2 separate regions of the Mus musculus genome follow, and region 1 is linked to region 2. The links are chromatin loops, found by intact Hi-C in ENCODE. Cell type or tissue: left cerebral cortex. All regions are shown on one strand. Links, peaks and the distances in the headings refer to the core of each region. The heading gives the core; the rest is flanking DNA.

The links. A loop is a pair of places that touch in the nucleus more often than their neighbours do. Peaks named below come from ENCODE experiments on the same cell type or tissue, not always from the same donor. Only the 100,000 strongest peaks of a DNase experiment are listed, where the experiment ranks them.
Region 1: a loop joins it to region 2, with 2.6 times the contacts of the local background. A loop is called at or near these places in 6 of 42 quality-filtered maps.

What each region holds. Positions count from the first base shown.
Region 1 is chr10:99,557,559-99,567,844 of GRCm38, forward strand. No RefSeq gene overlaps it. Among named protein-coding and RNA genes, the nearest start is that of Gm20110, 46 kb to the right of the region's middle. In left cerebral cortex, for the core only: no CTCF peak of the experiment used is centred there; DNase peaks (open chromatin) are centred at 4,078, 7,179 and 8,679.
Region 2 is chr10:99,475,116-99,485,401 of GRCm38, forward strand. The region is part of intron 1 of Gm34983 (a long non-coding RNA gene); the gene reads left to right. Among named protein-coding and RNA genes, the nearest start is that of Gm35035, 20 kb to the left of the region's middle. In left cerebral cortex, for the core only: no CTCF peak of the experiment used is centred there; DNase peaks (open chromatin) are centred at 1,352, 1,849, 2,338, 2,779 and 5 more places; H3K27ac peaks cover 3,307 bases.

The DNA.
Region 1 (10,286 bases), core at 717-8,716, 82 kb after region 2:
ACAGCACCAAATCCCTTCAAGCTGGATTTATAGATAGTTATGTGTTGCTTGATAGGGGTGTTAAGAATCAAAGGTGGGTCCTCTGAAAGAAGAATCTACACTCTTAACTGCTGGCCCATCTCTTCATGGGTAGTTTTTAATTCAGTCACCCTCAATGCCATAACTTTGATGATCCTGTGCTTTTCTGTATGGTATCAACTGGATGTTAAGCTATAAAGGTACTACTGGGGGTTGTGAAGAGGTGTGCCCATACTTACGAGAGCTCTTAGGGTTTTTTCATCCACATTACCTATTATTTGACTAACAATAGTCTAAGCTTGATGTCCTAATTCCATTTACCAGCAGTTCACTTTGTTTTTATTAGAGAGATACATTGCTTGCCCAGGTAGATACATTACTGTCTATTTCTTGATGCTATCCATTAAACTTAGCTGTTGGATAGAAGATGAAAAATTGTGTTCTGGTTTTGTTGGGCTGAGTTATTTGTATTTGACCATGGTGGAAGATAGCATCAACATAGAAGTAATTAGGAAGTAATGTTTTGTTGATTAGAAACCTAGGTTTAGTTGATCATACTGTCAACATACGCTCTTCCTCCCTTCCTCCAGGTCTTGCTTTCTTGCTGTCACATGTGAAATGTGACATTTCCAAGATTCTTTACTAGCCCATTGTGGCTTCCTCGGCCACAGCTATGCCTCCAGAGGATTTTCACCTTTCACCTTGCTTACATTATGAGGGAATTACAGAGAGTAGACTCTGTGAGGCCTCTGTTTGAGCAAAGTATAAATTTTGATTGGAAAAACTACTAAGAACTTGATGACCTTCCGGCCCTGTAGGCCCAAGTTGACTAATACACTGGGAGAGGGGGAGGGGGAGGGGGAAGGGGAGGGGGAGGGGGAGGGGAGGGGGAGGGAGAGGGAGAGGGAGAGAGGTTAGGGAGTTGGAATTTGAATCCAGGAAGTCTGGTTCCAGAGCCAGTGCTTACTACCAGTCATGTGTAGGAGGAGGGATTTCCTGGCCTTTGTGTGTAGGATAGACTGGAACAGGGAGCAATTAGAGACAAAAAGAACACTTAGGGGCAAGCTAAATGAGAGGTTATAAGAGTGTGGAAGATGATGCTTATTTGGGGACCATGATTGTGTTGAGTAGGTGCCTCCTACATAATACGTGAAAGGTGAAGGGATCGGCTTTTCTGACCCAGGTGCCAGTAAGTTCTTGTGTCAACACCACATTGTCTTTACTGTAACTCTTTGCTGGGCTCACATTGCTAGCAAGGTCCCTGAGTCATAGATTGCCTGAGGATGGCACCCTGACAGGAATTGCTCAGCTCACACTACCCAAATCTCTTTCAGTAGTTCTCGGTCAGCATTGCAGTGGCTCTTGTCCGTTATGGATATGTTCCTGTCAAATGAAATTGAATTTATTCTTCCTCCATGCTTATAATGTGCTGTAGAAAATCGTGGTAATGTCCTTTCCTTGCCAGTGTTCTTAACCACCCAGTACTTGACAAAGGGAATGGCGCAAGGGGTCATTAAAAGATAAAGAAAATCAGGTTGATTTAGCTACTCTACAACAGAAACACATGCTACAACTCCATATGAAACCCTAGAACATATAAACTCTTATGTTTTGTTATTATGGGGTTGGGAGGGAAGGAGGGAGGGAGGAAGGGAAGGAGGGAAGGGTAGAAAGAAAGAGAGAGGGGGCAGGGAAGGAGGGAGGGAGGAAGATCTTTAATTTTACCAATATAATTCTTTCCTAATGTATTGTCCACTGAACTTTGGGAGCACAAGTGAATATTTCAAATCTCTATTCTCCAATGCCTAAATCCTCATGCTAGGAAGAGTTGGTGAAACTAAGACCCATAATTGCTCCAAGTAGGTCTAAATGAGCCTATAATATCATGAGTGCTTAGCAAAAATACAGGGAATGGAGAAAGAGAGTTTATAAGCTACAAGGAATCAGTGAGGAAGAAAAAGGGTCATGGAAAATGAAACACACCAGCCCATCTTGTATTAAAAGCACACCATCTTCAAGGTGTCTAGTTAGACCACTAAAAGTGATTTGTTGCTGCCTATTCTACTTTCAGTGCATAAAACTGGTATGAAAGGCATGAGTGTAATTCTAATAGGAATTTTTAAAAATACTGAATATGGGCTTGTCCAACCCAGCTAAATTGTAAAAGAGATAGTTTAATTTAAAAATCTATTTCTGGTAGGCAAGATGCCCTTCACAATAATGAGTCCTATTATAAATGATGGTAGAACATTGAGGAAGCGTCAGTGTGGTCTATGAGATCAGCGTGGCTATAGCTTCAAAATGAACCACGGCTCTCTCTTGTAGATGTTTATTTAATAGCTGCTGGGATTTTAGCCCTTGCACTTTGGCTGGAGCGGAGAGAAAGATGAAAGAGAATCAGGCCTTCGTGAGCTGTGGAATCGTCTGGTAGATTAGGAAGAGCAGAGTTGGTGGTAGGAGTGCTTGAAGACTTCCTAGATGACACGAGGCTGTGACAGATTATGAATGGGGGCGTTTTATCCCAAGAAAGGAAAGGTCTCTGAAGAGCTGAGGGTTTCTCAGAAGTCGATGGCAAGTGTAGGAAGCAGCGAGCAGTAGGGCAGGAGAGGGGAGAAGAGAGATCAGCAGGAGATTCCTGACTTTCTGAAGCAGAACACTTAAGGATTATGTTATTTGACAGTAAGCTACACAGCCACTAATACTTTGGCCAAAACCCCAGAAAGGAAAGCGAGTCTGAGGCCACCATTGCCAGGAGGAGGCATTTTTTTTACGTTCCTCTAGGCAGATGGACATGTCTTATTCGTTTGTACAATTTCTCATTGGCCACTGTGTGTGCAATAATTGCCCATTGTAAGACTTCAAGCATCAGAGGAAAATCTACTTAGATATTAAATGTAAGGCATGGAAACATCACACGTGTTCAAAGGAAGGAGCAAACCTTTGCAGGTGAGACATGCCCTTCCTTAGTGCGTCCTTACGTTCCTTCTCCCTTAGTCCCAGCGTTACCTGGTTAGGATATATACCAAGAACTAGCATAGATTGGTAGAGAGAAGTAGATAGATGTTAAGTAATAAGATAATTGATTTCAATTAAATAATTAATCGTGCAATTAAATAACTAACCCCCAAAACAATTATAAACTTCCCCGTGACAGGTCGGGGCATTCACATTGCCAGTGAAATCAAGGAAGTTATTACATGTTAAAAAGGCCGAGTGGATTATGGGAGGTGAAGTAGACATAGACTCATGATGAGGAGCTGAAGAACAGTGGGCCTTCTAAAGGGTGTGAGGACAGAGAGACAGGAGAACACCCAAGGTCAGCGTGGAGTATTCCCCAGGTCCCAGAGCCAGGGTTCAATGCCATCACAGCGTTCTGCATTTCTCTGTGGGAAGGTCTTTATAGATACCGTGTAAATCCACCCTCTACTTTCATTTTCGCATATTCAGTGGGAACTACTGGACATTTTGTTCTTCTCACTTCTATAGTCAGACAATTAACTTGGACTCCCCTTATTTAGAACACGGACAGACCAGGAAGAAGTACACATCCATCTCTCTGTATCGAATGTATTACACATCTCTAAATTCCAATACATCTAACACTGACCTCCTGAGGCCGTGTTTCATCCTTTCTGTTGGGAAATTTCCGCAGCCACCCATCAGCAGTGTTAAATGCCGTTTGGGTACAGCTTCTTATTAGACACACTCAGCAAGCTGGGCCCCAAGAATTTGAAGATAAACTTGTTGCCCCTGGCAGCTGTCCAGGCACCAACTATCCCAGGGCTGTTTCCTCTCTCCTCTAGTTAACAGACAAGCTTGTTACACAGGGTTCAGAGCCCTGCAGCTAGTGAGCAGAAAGGCGGGATGTGGAAGGACTAGGGTGAGTCATATTCTAAGGCTTCGGGACTCTTTCTGATTTTGTCTTTTGCTCCAAACCAAGCAGCACTTAACTGGAGGACACCGCAAAGCCAAGATGACTGATTCAGAACTCAGAAACCCCCGAACTGGCATTCAACACCGCTCCTGTCTCTGTGAGATGACTGTACCATATCATCTCCTTTTCCCCAAACCTCCCACACATCCTCCTCCCACCGACAACCTAGACTCATACTTCATTGAGAAAATAGAAGTCACTGGAAGTGAACTCACCCATCTTCCCACCGCAAAACCTGCCAACTCAACACTTCTGCATAAAAGTGGTCTGTGAAGGAAGCGGTCCTCCTCTTCCCACAAGGAGCCCTTCTCCTCTTGGCCTCTGGGTCTCATGGCCTCTCAGCCCATCAACCAATCTATAACTTGTTCCTCCTTTTTCTTAATGCAACATCTTACTGTTACCCAGCTATTCCTTTTCAGAAAGAATTTCATACCACTATGGGTACCACTTAAGTCTTGGTCCATTTTTTTCCTTTCTAGCTCAATTTATGGTTATCCAAACATGATGTTTACCTCATCACCTTCCTGTTCTGTTCAGCCCAGTTCAATGTGCCTGTCTGGGTCTGGTACCTGGAAGTACCTTCAGGGAGGCCAAGAACAGCTTTCAGGTCAACACCGGCAGCCGACTCCTTCCCTGCTCCAGTCTCTAGCCTTTCCATTACTCTCTGCCTCGTGGACTCTGCCTGCTTGAAGCATGCTTATCTTTTGTCTTCTATCTTCATGGTCACCTACTCTGAAGCATCTTTCTTCAGTCATCGTCTTCTTGTTAACATTTCTCATAGCTTGGCCCTTTCCCTATCCTTAACCTATTTTCAATCCATTTCTAATGTTTAACTGTCTATTTTTAAAGTTCTAATACCTCTAGTAGGCACCACACGCACATCTTATTTCTCAAATATTCGCTTGTATAACTTATGAGTATCAAGGAGTTGATGTCCAACACCGATCCCTGAGCAATGTCTTCCTCTCTGCCTTGAAAGATTCTTCATTCTGTTGATTCAGACAAAACTCAAGACTCATTTTTTTACATGACTCTCATGAGACCCTAATAACTACCAGTATATTCTCAGTCTCCAGGAATTTGTTTATTTTGCAAATGTTTCACATAAGAAGAATCATACAATTTGTGGTATTTTATGTCATGCCTTTTGACTAGTGTAGCTCAACAGTTTTCCACATTGTAGAATTTCATTCCTTCTGGTAGTTGACTAATAGTCCGTAGTGTGTACAATCATTCCTTGTGTACAATCATACAACCACAGAGAAAGTGTTCCAGGATGCCTTTGAGGATTTGAAGTCCATAATATTAAAATCCCTTCGACAAAATGACACAAGATTTGCATACAACCTAGGCATACACTCTCGCATGCCTTAAATCCCCACTGATTATTTATAATACTTCCTGCAGTGTAGAGCTTGTACATCATTATCATACTGTATAGGTCATATAATAGTAACAAGAAAAAAAATGCACCTGTGTATGCTCAGTATAGATGTAATGTTTTTCTGAATATTGTGGATTCATTATTTATTCACCTAGAAGATACAGAATTCATGGATATATGTCATAATTTGTTAGTTTATTCCTATAGAGACTGGCGACTTGGATTGTTTAAATCATCTGAATATTCAAATAGTCTAAGATCCATTTTTAGTATCTCTTCTTTTTACTTCCATATAGAATCCATCAGAAATTCCCATTGGTTCATGCTTGGAGTACACATTGGACCACTTCTTTCTTTCCAGCAATACCCTGCCCTCCTAGGTCAGACCCTTCGGATTTCTGTTTAATCTTACAATTAAGGGTGTTTTCTCTTTGGATCTTTTGATTACACATTTTTCTTGGGCTCCAGTCATTTATTGGTTCAACACCAAGAGCAATAATCTTAGGATGATGAACTTGGTTAGTACATATGCAGTGTTTATTTATCTTATAGTATATAAATATATTTTACATGAAAAAACATATTAAACATGTATATTGAATTTTTACTATTACTCAGTCACTGTTCTATAGGTTTCCATAAAGTAATAATGATGGAACAGGTAGTATTGTTTTCTGTGGATGTGAAACAGTAAGTCACCCACCTAATACTTGGCTGAACTGTGGTTTGAACCTCAGCAATCAGCTTCAAGAAGCTGTCTGCTGGTTCCTGTGCTAGATTGCTTAAATCACATCCCATCTTTCCATTTCTACATGCTGTTGTCCAGTAAGTTCCTACTTTGTTCATATTGTAAGTCCTGATGTAGAGGCTCTGCCTTATCTGGCCTTTCACCCAGTGCATTGTTACCTTGCGCACTTCCTGTTAACTCCCTCTGCCTCAGGGACTTCCTTCAGGCCTTTACTGTATCAGCCTCCTTTTGTCTACAGCACCACACTTACATCCTTATCCTGAACCATCTATTCTTCCTATCTCAGTGACAATGACCTGTTCTCCTCCAAACTGTTATTATTTTATTTTCTTCTTCTTCTTCTTCTTCTTCTTCTTCTTCTTCTTCTTCTTCTTCTTCTTCTTCTTCTTCTTCTTCTTCTTCTTCTTCTTCTTCTTCTTCTTCTTCCTCCTCCTCCTCCTCCTCCTCCTCCTCCTCCTCCTCCTCCTCCTCCTCGTCATCATCATCACCATCACCATCACCATCATCACCATTATTTTGGTGGCTTCTCAAACCTGTACATTACAAGTCTCTTGAGATCAAGGGCTATGTCTACTCTGGCCGTAGTCCTATCTCTTAAGTTTCTCATAGTTCTTGGCACGGGTTGGATTGATGACCAGCTCAAGTTCTAATTTTTATGTGGGGAGAAATGAAACATACTACTTGGGTGTTTCCTTCTTGAATCAGCTCTACTATCATTCCCCCACCTTCTTCCTGCCCCCTCAATGGGGAAAAGAAAGAAAACAACAGAACTTGTCTCAGTTCCAGATGTTGGCAATAACTATCAGCTTCCCTGCATTCGGCATGCATTGGTTGGATTTCTCCCTTGATCCCAGTGAAGATTAAACAGAACTTGTCCTAACACAGTGCCTTTCTCGCAGGCATCTGGTGTCTTTGTGGTATGGTTTGAAGTGTTTACTGGCTAGTGGTTCCCTGATTCCCCACCTCCACATCCGTATTTGCTTTTTTGGAGAAGCAATAACACTTGGAGTTGTTTGAACCAGCACCTGGCACACTGGCCAGGCAGGGATGCTTCACCTTATAATCAGCCCATCATGGAGACAAAAATAACAGTGTGCTACATTGTGGCAATTGTGAGATTGGAGGAAGCAATACAATACCAGTCCTGTGATGACAGCCCACATTCTGCCAACACCATAGAAAATGAGTCCGCAAACTGCCTACTCCACTTCTCCCACGGGTCTGTTCCCAAAGATACCATTGTGCCTTAATTCTCAAAGCCTATGCCTGGGGAAAGGAAAAGGCATTGGTTACAGGGTGGCCTGTTGTCTAGGTTTTGGTCATAGACCTACGCTAAAGTTCACAGTGGCTGTTCCTTAGGATAATCTGGAGATGAAAGACCCCAGAACCTTGAAAGCTCTCCTTCCATGATGGGCAGGAACTATATACGTGATTATAAAGATTTTTAAACAATTCTGATTTCAGAGACTTCGGGAAATCAGTCCACTTGTACATTGGCATTAGCTAACCTTTCATTTTTAATCATGTGTGAATGACTATAAAGCCACTGTAGTTCCTTCATGACACATAGTTTTCAAGACTATGGGTCTTTAAAATTTGTTCTTTACTTACACAAATTTACAGATGTGGTCTCATAATTTACACATATAGAATATAATGATTAAATCAATAGTTAACAGCTTTCCTCTCAAGTGTTATGAAATTTTGATTGACAACTAATTGCACTTCTGTAGGTAGGATAACATGATATTCAAGTGATACACCGCTCAGAGTAGGGTAAGGAAGAGTTGCTGTTCCTCATCAGAACATTGGATTGCAGTCTTTGAGTTCCTCCAGTCATCAGAACGTATTAATGTTACTGATGGTGTTTTATTACTCATCATCCAGCCCCTCTCTGTTGCTATCCTCCATTTCAGCCGCTAGTAATCTCCAGTATATATTCCAACTCACTTTTCTGGGCATGTATATGTGAGCGAGATAGGGCAATATTTGTTTTTCTCTATTTGATTGATTTAATCACAATGATAAAACAGTTTAGCAAAATTCCATCCATTTTGTTGCAAATGGTAGGTCGTCTCATTCTTTTTGTAAATAATATTACATTATATAACCATTGATCAATTGATCTATCATCTATCAACTTACCACCTATTTATACGTATCTATTTAGCTATCATATATCCATGAATCACATATCCATTACTATCTATCTATCTATCTATCTATCTATCTATCTATCTATCTATCTATCTATCTATCTATCTACCTACCTACCTACCTACCTACCTACCTACCTACCTACCTACCTATCTATCTATCTATCTATCTATCTATCTATCTATCTATCTATCTATCTATCTATCTATCTATCTATCTACCTAGCTATCATATATCTATGAACCATACATCCATTATCTATCTATCTCCTAGTATCTAATTTGTTATCTATCATCTATAATATAACATATCTATTTATTACATTTTAAAAAGTTGTTCATCCACCCACATATGAGTAGGTTACCTCTGTTTCCTAGCAGCTGTGAGCAATGACCATGGACGTGTTGGTGTGTTTTTCACTTGCTGATATTCCTTTGGAAGTATGCCTAGAAAAGGGATGTTGGATTGCGTGGTAGTTCTAATTTTATTCTTTTTAAAGGAATTTCCACACTGTTCTCTATCTTCTCTATGAGGATTTATATTCCTTCCAATGTGTGTAAGAGATTTTGTTTCCTGCACTTCTCCTCTGACTCTCTGATGATAGCCATTACAATTAGCAGAATGTCTTTCTGTGGTCTTGACCTACATCTCCCCCACAGATAGCTGAACATTTTCTTCCAAACCTGTTATTCACTTGAATTTACTCTTTTGAAATGTATTGGCCTTAGCCTATTTTCAAGTTTGATTATTTGTGAATTGTTGGTTTAAAATTTCTTTATATCTTACAATGTTTGGACAGTGAATACGGTGCTAAAATATGTATTAGACGCATAGTTTGTATTTTTGCCTATTTCTCTGTTGCCTCTATATTCTGCTGGCTATTTCCTTTGCTGGGAAAACACTTTTTCCTTTGGTACCATATTGTTTGTCTGTTTTTATGTCAGTGTCCTGCATGGTGGATGTCTGTCCTTTGAAAGAGAGGCTGCTTATGCAGATGTGGCGATCTTCCTATATTCTTGTGGTAGTTCTGACTTAACATTTAAGTCTTTTATCTGAGAAACTTTGGAACACTGTCTTTAAATGGGATACCTCCATCAAATTGCTCTCCTCCCGGCTCAGGAACCCTGCAGAAGAAGAGGCGGAAAGATAATAAAAGCCAACGGGAATGGAAGACACCAAGGAAACATAGTCTTTTAGGCACTCATATGAGCTCACATTGACTGTAACAGCATGCACAGGACCTGCACAGGCCCAAGTAAGATGGAGTCCAGTCCTGAGAGAAGGATACATATGTCCTCATCCAGAAATGATTTTCAATTAATAACCAAGCACAAAAGAAAAATTAGTTTTCTCCAATACAAACCACACTCCAGAGCAGACTCCATGTCCAGCAGTGTATGGTCAATACAAGATGAACTCAAAGTTGGTTTTAGAGTTGTTGTTTTTGTTTGTTTGTTTTCCCATAATGCCTTGTCTGGGCATTTTGTGCCTTTTCTTTGGGCTCTTTTTCCCATGTTCATTTGTTTGTTTTGACCTGTTCAAGCTTTTATTTTCTCTTATTTTATAGCCGATACATACATTTTTTATAGAGTGGGATATAAGGGTCAAATTTCAACCACATGTAGTTGAATATTAAGTAATTTAAGTGACTATGTGTTTGTAAAAGCTAAATTGAACAAACTAGTTTTCTTTTTTTGTTGTTGTTTTTTTGTTTTTTTGTTCTTTGCGGTTTTTTTGAGACAGGGTTTCTCTGTGTAGCTCTGGCTGTCCTGGAACTCACTTTGTAGACCAGGCTGGCCTTGAACTCAGAAAATCTGTCTGCCTCTGCCTCCCAAGTGCTGGGAACAAACTAGTTTTTACTGAAGACATCATGTGTCATTGCTACAGTCCACTGCAGCTTCTAAATATTTGAGTTCTTGCTTAAGTATTTAGTGATAGCATAAATCTCATGTGGTTTTTGGTGAGGTTTCTCTGTCTCAGTTGCTGCGTGTCCTTGTGTTATCTTTGCAAACAAATCTCTATGAGATAGATCCAATTCCTATCTT
Region 2 (10,286 bases), core at 834-8,833:
CAATGGAAAGGCTGTGACTTCTCAATTCCTTAGTTCATACTGTTTAGTATGGAACTCTGCACTTCAGGAAAAGGAACATTTATTGGTGATTATTGACGGGTGACTTTTTCCTTCCGGAATTATATTATTGCGGCACAGTATTCGCCAAGGTCTGCTTTTAGTGTAGGCAAGTCACATGATGTGCAGCCTGGCTACGTCTTCCTTACGTGAAGCATCTCCCCCCCCCCCATCCCCCGCTTGCTAGCCTGCCCCGACCGCCCCCCCCCCCCGACCCCCACTTGCCAGCCTGTGGATGTGCATGGTTGGAACTGGATTATTCCACTCACGCTCTCGGTTGGTGGGGACTTCTCTGAGAAGCGATTTTATTTTGTCTTCTTCATGGGATTCAAACAGAATGTGGCGGGTTATCCATGTCACCTCAGAATTTGGCAAACTGCACGAAGCAGCAGGACCATGATTTCCATCCATGTTGGCTCCGTAGCAAGACCTTGTCTCAAATGCATACATAAATAAACAAGTGTAAAAAAAATCCAACATATTTTCAAAGATACCTTTTGTGTTTATTAAATGTTTACCACACCTTTGATTCTATCTCTTTAATAAAAGAGATGTTTTAAAAATATACCTTAAGGGAGGGTTGGAGAGATGACTCAGTCGTTAATAGTACTGGATGCTCATCCACAGGTCCTCAGTCCAATTTCCAGCACCTGCATGATGGTTCACAACCATCGATAGCTGTAGTCTCAGGGGACCCAATGCCCTCTTCTGGTATGCCAATATACACACACAATCCATATACATAAATAAGTAACAAACAAATAAATAAATACATCTAAAAAATAAATCGTAAAGAAAAATGTATATTTAAAAACTGTATCTTGGCTCATTGTGATCAGAACGAGTTACTATAAATTATCGGGATGTCTTGAGTTTTTGGACTCATTTTGCAACAGATTGTAATTATCACTGATAATTAAGATTATTATTAAAAATAGGGCATCTCGCTGATTTTGAAATGCAATAGTAATGGGATGATATTTTGTGTGGTGACTAGGAGAGAAAAACATTATGTGTGATGTCAAGTGGAAAACAAACAGAGCAGGGAGAATTCAAGGAGATGAATCCTTGGAGATAATTCCTATCTGAGGCGGACCAGGGAGACAGGGACAGTTATGGAGCGGTGAGAGGGAAGGGCCCCCCACCCCCACCCGGGAATCATGCCGATGCCTTGTACCAGCGGAGAAGCAGGGATTCTGGCCCAATTAACAACTGCTTGACGTCTTTCTCCCATCTCAGCTATAAACACCCAGCTTTCTGGGAATCTTACCAGAAACTAAATTTATAGGGAAAAGACATGCTCTGAACCCAGCAATATAACATACATCACTAATGCTAGGACAATCAGTTGTGGTTCTCCTTTGAGGAGCCCTTATCTATTCTTGGGTTTATCTTACTGAATCTCTTTCAAAGAGAGCATCCATCGGTGCTTTCCTATTGGGTCTGTGAAGAAACATATACTGCTAAGTTTTCTGAAGTTTTCTTTGGGATTCATGGTTCTTTTGTCCCACAAAGGGTCCCCCCACCCATAGGAAACACCTATAGGCAAGTGTGTATTCTGTGTCCTATAATCAAATATGTGGCCCTGACAAACAATAGAGGTTTGAGAAAAGACCCTTTTTATAAAGACCTAGCTGGCATTTAGTACGAAGATAATTCTCATGGTTGTGTTGAGGAATGTGCAGGGGATCCCTAGCTAGAATTTAAGTACCAACGCTGGAAATACCAAAGACTATTAATACTACCAACATTTTTATACTCCTGACTTGGCATGGGTGCGAGGTGGGACTGGAAACATTTGCAGTGACTATACCGTGAAGGTTGGCAGTGACGCTTTCGTCTTTTGAGATTGGTCCAAATAACACATTGGTATTTTTGTTCTCTGGAGCTCTAGTCTCTTCTAGTGAAAAAAAAAAAACTGATTAGCATGTAATAGATACCACAACATTCACCTTTGAAAAATATGCAATTTGGTGTTTTTGGTTTAGGCGTGGAACTGTATGGTCCGTTTGGTTGTTCAATTTACAAACTTATTTCGGGGACTCTTTCCTCTTATTTTTTCTTCTAATATAGTAAAATAATCTTATGTTTTGTTTATTTTAAAAATATGCACCGTTACCCTGAAATTGGCTCTCAGTAAAATTGCCTGAAAACCTGTGTCATGGAAGGTCTTAGAAACAGGTTCTCATTTCATCCGGTTTAGTACCAGAGCAAGTCTTTGTGATTCAGCGTTTACAGAAAGCATGATAGCTTGACTTTGCTTTTCTGCATTTTGCATGTGTGTGTGTTTGACATATTTATATATGTTCACGTGTGTGTGCTTGTGTGCATAAAAATGTGGGGGTTGGGAACTGAAGTCAGCTATATTTTTTAAATCATTCTCCACCTGAAGTTTTGAGATAGGGTCTCCCCTAAATGCAGGGCTAACTCGTCAGGAAGCTCTAGGGATGTGGCTATCTCTACCTCCCCTCAGCACTGGGCTTATAGATGCTTGGCACTTTAACCAGTGAGCTACCCATCTCCCCAGGCCCATAACCAGTGTTTTTCAAATGGAGATGACGTCCTCTAGAGAAAATATCAAGTTGATGCATTTGAATGTGCCACACTTCCTTGTCAGTTCAAAGCACTGGATTTATTTTAATTTCATAAGATTCATTACTATAAAAATGCATGAAATTTTCATGTGCAAGCCACTGGCATTACAAAACTTGAAAGATGTTATGATACAGGCTCATGAACATAACGTCCCCCACTCTTTCAAGAAACACGCAGTTAAAATACTGAATTTTTTTATGATTATATAACAACTTTATATAACAACAATAACAATATTCTCACTCCCAGCCTATATTCATTTATTCTGCCCCCAGTATTTGCTAAGTGCCTACTGCCTGCCAAGGCTGTGGATGCGATAAGGCATAACGGCTCAATCTTCAGGAACACCTTTGTGCTTCTAGCTAGCCTTCTTTAGTAATTCATTACATAGTGCTTGATGTTGAATTACATTTCCATTTCTGAGTAAACATTTGGCTCAATGAACACTCAGTCCCTGATGCTTGATAGCTTAGCTGACTCCTCCTTCACCGTGTTTACAAACTCCATTTATATACATGACTATTTCCTCCCCACCCCCCAACTCACTGATGGGACACAATCTCCTGCCAACGTACCCAGTACTGCCATCTTTCCATGTCATGAGGGAACATAATTTGCTGTATTCTTCCAACTACAATAACTACCTGCTTCATTTTTTTTTTTTTTTTTTTTTGGGGAATACAAGTGAGTCTTGATTTATTTTTAAAAATTTTTGTTTAGATTTATTCATTTTATTTTGTGTGTGTGTTTGTCTGCATGTATGTTTATGTGCCATGTGCATACGTGGTGGTGCCTTTGAATGTCAGAAGAAGGATTAAGATCCCTTGGAACTAGAGTTACAGAGGGCTATGAACTACCATGTTAGGAACTAAACTCACATCCTCTGTAAAGTCAACAAGTGCTCTTGACCACCAAGCCACCCTTCTAGTCCTGAATGTTCTTTCTTAAATATCATAAACTGATGACAACTCTGAATTGACCATTATGTCTACAGAATCCTGCAAAATTCAAATCTAGTCCTTACCATTTGTGCTGGTTTGAGTGAGAATGGTCCCATAGACTTACACATAACTGCTTGGTCCACATTGGTGGGATTGTTTGGGAAGGATTAGGAGGTGTGGCCTTGTTGGAGGAGATGTGTCATTAGGGGTGGGCTTTGAGGTTTCAAAAGTCCACACCATTCTCAGTTGTTTCTCTCTCTGTGCCTTGTGGGTATATTTCTTTCTTTCCCTTTTTATTTTTAAAGATTTATTTATTTATTATATGTAAGTACACTGTAGCTGTCTCCAGACATCCCAGAAGAGGGCATCAGATCTCATTACGGATGGTTGTAAGCCATCATGTGGTTGCTGGGATTTGAACTCACGACCTTCAGAAGAGCAATCTGTGCTCTTAACTACTGAGCCATCTCTTCAGCCCCTTGTGGTTGTATTTCAACCTTTCAGCCACTGCTCCAGGGCCATGCCCGTCTTCTTGCTGTCATACTCCCTGCCATGATGAACATGAACTCACCCTCTGAAACTACAAGCACATCCAACTAAATGCTCTCTTTTATAGTTGCCTTGGTCATGGTGTCTCTTCACAGCAATAGAAACATAACTAAGCCACATGCATGAGCAAAATCATTAATAACTCTGTAGACATGAAAGTAACTTGTACATATTTCCATAACATTGATAATTGCTAATATGTGTTACTCTGGATCTTTCTCATAGTCAGTGGATTTTGCTAAACTTATGTTGAACTCCTGTTGTAAGTCGTTGGAGTGCAGAGCTACAATATCTATTGAAAAATTTCCTCTAGGCGCAGCTCCCACATACGGAAAAGGGTTGCTGGGAAACGTCAGTCTCATGCTTGTACTGGCAAGGGAAGGCAGAATCAATATGATACAAATCACATACCATGGTGTATATTTTTTTCAGAATGAGTAGAAAACAATCTAGGTGTGTTTGAATAAACTTTATGCCATTTATTCACTTTTAAGTGATAAAACCAATGTACAGAAAAGTTAATCAACTTGTTTAAAAAGTTGCTTGGTGCTAAGTTAGAATGTCAAGGTTCAAGGCCAGTGATTAGGGACAACATAATGCTTTTTTTGCTGAAGCCGCTTTTCATTGTGTGTGTGTGAACTGGGTTCCATTTATAGCTTTTCTATTTCTAAATCAGGCTATTTTTAAAAATCAAAGACCCCGTTCTTCAACAATCTCTTCTCTTTTTCCAAACCTGCTGTGATGGTTTTGAAACTCCATTCAACTGCCTTAACTAGGGCCACTTGACCTGAGTGGTCCTCAAACGTAAACACGCATCAGAGTCAGTTGGAGGCCTGGCTAAAGTGCAGGTTCTTTGGCCTTATCCTTTAAATTTCTTACCTGGTGGCTCTCCATGATGTGTGTATAAGATTCTGTATCTCCAGAGCTGGGGTGAACTGCTTGCTGTCCAAGCATGGGTATCTGAATTTAATCCCCATAATCCACGTAAAAAGTTAGGCATGGTGGTAGATGCTTGTCTTCTCAGCACTGTGACAGTGGAGACAGGCCGATCTCTCTGGGCTTCCTCATTGGCTATTCTAGCTTCATAGCCTACCTTCAGACTCCTGTAAGAGACCCTGTCTCAAAGGGCAAGGTGGACAGTTCCTGGAGAATATTTGATGGTGACTTCTGGATATACCCCACAGGCATCTCCCACCCAAAATACACATACATGCACACCTGTATTCTTTATTTCTAAGACGTTTCCAGAAGTCACTGTTTGTTGGGGGGTATTTTGGAACTCTAAGTCTACGTGAAACTGGCTTGACAACACCTTGATGAACAGGCTGTCTAATGGCTCTTGTTTCTTTGTTCTCAATGCTTTAGCCAGTGAAATGTAGTAAGTTAGCAGATATTCACCCATCTAAAAACTCGGTTGTCCTGTACAGTCATCCGTCACTGGCTGCCACATGGATATCAATGTGAGAATGACTACATATCTGCACAGATGGCTTGTGAGTCAGCCTGGAACAAGAGAGGAGCAACTTAGCATGTCTGATTAGTATTCGTGGCTCCTCAGGCCCAGCCTGCCTTCTTCTTCTTTCAACAAAATAACGCTAGGAATGCCAATGAAAATAAGACAGCCATAAAATGATATGCCATGAGGTTTTGCATGTCTCCAATATTTAAAGAAGCAGGACTACCATATCTCACTAGTAGTCAGAATGCTTATGTGCAACATGGATTCCAAGTTAGAGAATATAAGTATAGCATACATGAATATAAGGTCTTGAGGAGCCTTCAGATTTTTAGAGGACTTGTAAGTACCCAGAGCCCATGCAGAATCCCCTGGAAGGAATGTGAGTTAGCTCTGCAGCCTGTATTCTAAAGGACAGCATTGTAGAAGGAGATTACATTGATTGTTGAATGGTCAGTCTGCTGTGGATATCTGCTATGACTATCTTGACCAAATCGTGGTTTATTCTTTAGTTTCTAAACTGAAAGCTTGTAAAATATCAGTTCTTGGCTTTACATATTCATATAAGGATATTGACATATTAATCTGAAAAGTTGGGGAAATACAATTCACTAGGATGCTGTTGGAGCCTAACTTTGCATTCTTGAGATCTGAGAATTCATTAAGATTTTCAACTTGAATATTATAAAGATAATCTGGTAAAAATTACAACCAATACTGATTCCTTTGGTACTAATGATGACCTCAGTGCTTTAACTTAAAGCAATATATTTCTAAGGTATGGGGCAATTTAGTGGAATTTTGAGAATGTTTGATTCTATGCATGATTAATTCTGAGAATTCACTGTACTATTAGTTATTTTATAGCATATATTGAGTTTAAAAGACATGGCTTTAGTAGTCGGCAAATCTGATGAATTGAAAGAATGAGGCATCTCAGCTTACTTAAATCTATGCATTTTTCAAATAGCCCCAGACCAGTGCAGGCTAAGAGATGCTGAATAGAATCTGAGGCAGGAGCATCCTGTGTGGGTTCCTCCAGTTTCTTCCAAGCAGTGCTCTCTCACTGGTAGCTGTGCCACTGTGGGAAACATGAAAATGTTAAAACATGGGCTCAACACTTATGCTCAGAGAAAGTGAGAGACTCTTTCTCGCTAAGGTGCTGGACAAAAACAATCAAAATGAGCATGGGGTGTTCACTCAGTCCTATTTAACCATTTTCCCATCTGAGTCCTGTGTCCAGGTGGTTATAGCATCTCTTCCCTGGGCCATGAAAAGGAAGTAAGAGGAAGGCCCACTCCTGGTTCTGGATAATATCTAGAGGTCAAGCACAGCCCTTCTGGCTCACAGGTATAGGAAGTACCAGCATCTGTTGTGATCGAAGCCAAGGGTGACTCTCTACATGTTGGATGTCTCCAGTCTTTCGGAGGATTATGTAGAAGCTTGGCTCATTGGAGGCTGGGAAGTTGGGAGGCACTATTTTTATGTCACAGTTGTTTTGTGGGTGGACCCTACCATGTTCATCTCTTGCTAAAAGTGAAGCTCCTGGAAAGTTGCTGAGGTCTGTTCAATTTATTTACTGATTGATGATTGATTGATCTGAGGAGAGAATGACAGGGTCTTGGTTCCAAATGGCACGCCAGCTGTTATCTAGTCCAACTCATATCTAGAATGTCAGTCTTTTATACCAGCCTAATTTTACTTCTGAAAACCAAATGAAATGCATAGCCATGGGATTATTTGCGAGAATTGAAGATAGAATCCATGAAGCCTGGTAAATTTTGTTTTCTTTATATCACTCCTGAGTAAACCATTCAAGGCTTGGTGTTGATCATGCTCTGATCAGAGAAGAGACACTGGTGTTTATACAAAATGATAGCATCCAATGAATTCTTAAAGCGCTATTGCACTCTGTATAATAACAGAATGAGTCTATTGATTTATAGAGATACCTTCTGCTTATCCCTCATTAGGAAGCAGGAGAGTTTTGTTAGGACTAGCTCATGTTACACATAATTGGATGATCATCCAAGTTAATGAAAAGTGTATAGAATACAGATGGCTTCAGCTAATCTTGGTTCGCTACCCTCTATATGATTCTTAGAAAAACCATTTGACTTCTTTGGAACTGGAGTTATTTTTGAAATAAGAAACTGATCTAGATAGTCAACTTCTCAACTATTGGTATAAATAGTGCAGGTTCCAACCAATCAAAACCAACACCATTCTTGAAAAATTTAACCAAAGGAACTAAAATATCCTAGAAGAATGTCCCTATAAAACCTCTCTTATGTGAGGTGCGCACAGTAACAACCCACAGCATTAACCTGCATGGCTTGGATACACCCTCACTAGTCTCTCCTCACATGAAGCTTCCGGCTGATGATGCTGGGGTATTTCTGGAAACTGCATTGCAAATAAATATCAGAAGAAATAATCATTCTCTGTAAAAACAGTCTTGGAACAAAGAACAGGAGTTGTCAGTTTAGGATACGTGTATCTCCCCAGGTTTGTCTGTAAAACAGATCGTAAAATAACGTAGAGAGTGGATGGATGCTAAAACGGCAAGCAATCTGTATGGCCACGAAAGAGGCCATTTCTGGAGCCGTATTCAAAAGCTTGTCACGTTTCATTATATTTCTAAACGCCTCCACATTGAAGAGAGGACAATTGTGTGCCTGTAGGTGAGTCCGAATGCTATCCTTAGTGAGGTCTAGAGATAAGAGCCGCAAGGAGACCAGAATCCATTTAGGATGAATTGGGCAGAATAATTCTAAATTATGGCATTGAAATTCCCACTTCATGTAGAGGAAGGAGATAAGGTAAAACACTCCAGTTAATGGAACATGAGCTACTAATTTCCTGAGGAAGACAAAGGGAGGGGAGTCTACTGCTCTCACATCCAATGAATAAATTTTTTTTCAGTCTCTGGGTTGACAAGGGGAGACTGTACCATGGGAGAAAATGATAGGAGAGGCAGCCTAGGATCAAAACAGGTAACAATGGGAGACAAACAATGACTCTTATCTCTCCCACAGGTGAGTTCAGCTTCCTGGCTTTCCACAATCTTACTGACCAATGAACGAGGTGGGCTCCTTGACCACAGATGCATCTAATTTCTCTCTCTCTCCCACCATGCATTTTAATCATTTGTGAGTAGTTCTCTCTCTCTCTCTCTCTCTCTCTCTCTCTCTCTCTCTCTCTCTCTCTCTCTCTCTCTGACATTCTTTAATATTTACCGGAAAAGTGGTGTCTTTGTCAAATGAATGAACATGGACCCTTCGCCACGCTGATTCCCTGAGGATGTGAACAGGGGCACTGAGTACTGTGGACCTGTCCAGTCCTTTAAGATGTAAAAGGCACTATGGTTCAAATGGTCTATCTCCCTGGCAGTCTCCTCTCTGTTCCCCTTCTGAGGTCTCACCAGACTTACGGCTCTTTACCATGGAGAGGTGGACCCCTTTCTGTTAGAGGAAGGAGATGGAGTGAGGTGGCATCGTGACCTCTGAAGACGCTTCTTATGTCTCTTCTAAGGAGAGTTCTTTTCCTTAGAGGCCAGACTCCACCCCCTACACCTGAAGATTTGTTTCTCTGGACTGGATAAAAGACACAGGAGAAGGAACCATAGGATTTTATGTTTGAAAGGCTAGCTAGCCTTGTCCACACCCTCTTGCTGAACCTATTACTTCTGTTTTCAACATCCTTGAATAATCTGACTCTCCCCCCTCCCATCTTCTCCTTTCCCCTTCCCTCTTCTCCTCTCCCCTCCTCTCCTCTCTCCTCCCCCCCTCTTTCCTCCCCTCCTGTCTTCCTTCCACTTTCTCTAAGATTCCTTTTTTCTTGCACATGCTACCAGGAAAAATTTCTTGATTATATTGTTGAATTGCAGTTAGGTTTCAGGGAAGTTGTGGAGAGATGGATTTGCAGTAAGTAACTTTGAGACCTAACTAAGCTGTCTGTGAGGCCTTCCTTCTTCCAGGTATATTTATAACTCAGGTTGTAGAGTGGGGAGATAGTTTAGTTCACCAGTTCTCAACCTGTGCACACAACCCCTCTGGGGTCAAATGACTCTTTCACAGGGGTCACATATCAGATATCCTGCATATCAGATATTTATATTATACCAAATAACTAACAAAATTATGGTTATAAAGTAGCAACAAAGATAATTTTTATGGTTAGGGGTCACCACCATATGAGGAACTGTCTTAAAAGGATCACAACTTTAGGCAGGTTGAGAAGCACTGACTTAGTTGGTAAAGTGCTTGCCTTGTTTTTTTGATACTCAAAACCAATGTTAAACAAACAAAAACCAGCTGGACATGGGAGCATATGATCCTCTTGATCAGTGGGATCCTGGGATTTGAGTACTTTTTAGTGCTCTGGACATTTGAGCTGTGATGCTTTACAAACCATTGTGACACCAACCATTCTTTGTAGATTCTGGAGCTGGGAAAACAGAGATAGGTAGGTCTCTACAAGTCAGCCAGCTTAGCCTACTTGGCAAATGATGTGATCATTAGCTACATCCTCATCTCCACACTCACAGGCCCTGATGTGAATACCCCTCCCCCCTACATGAACACACACACACACACACACACACACACACTGCCTCCTATCTCTGATCCTTCTTCCTTGTCATTCTGATGTAACATGGCTCTAAGTAGTACAAATTCTTTTTTTCC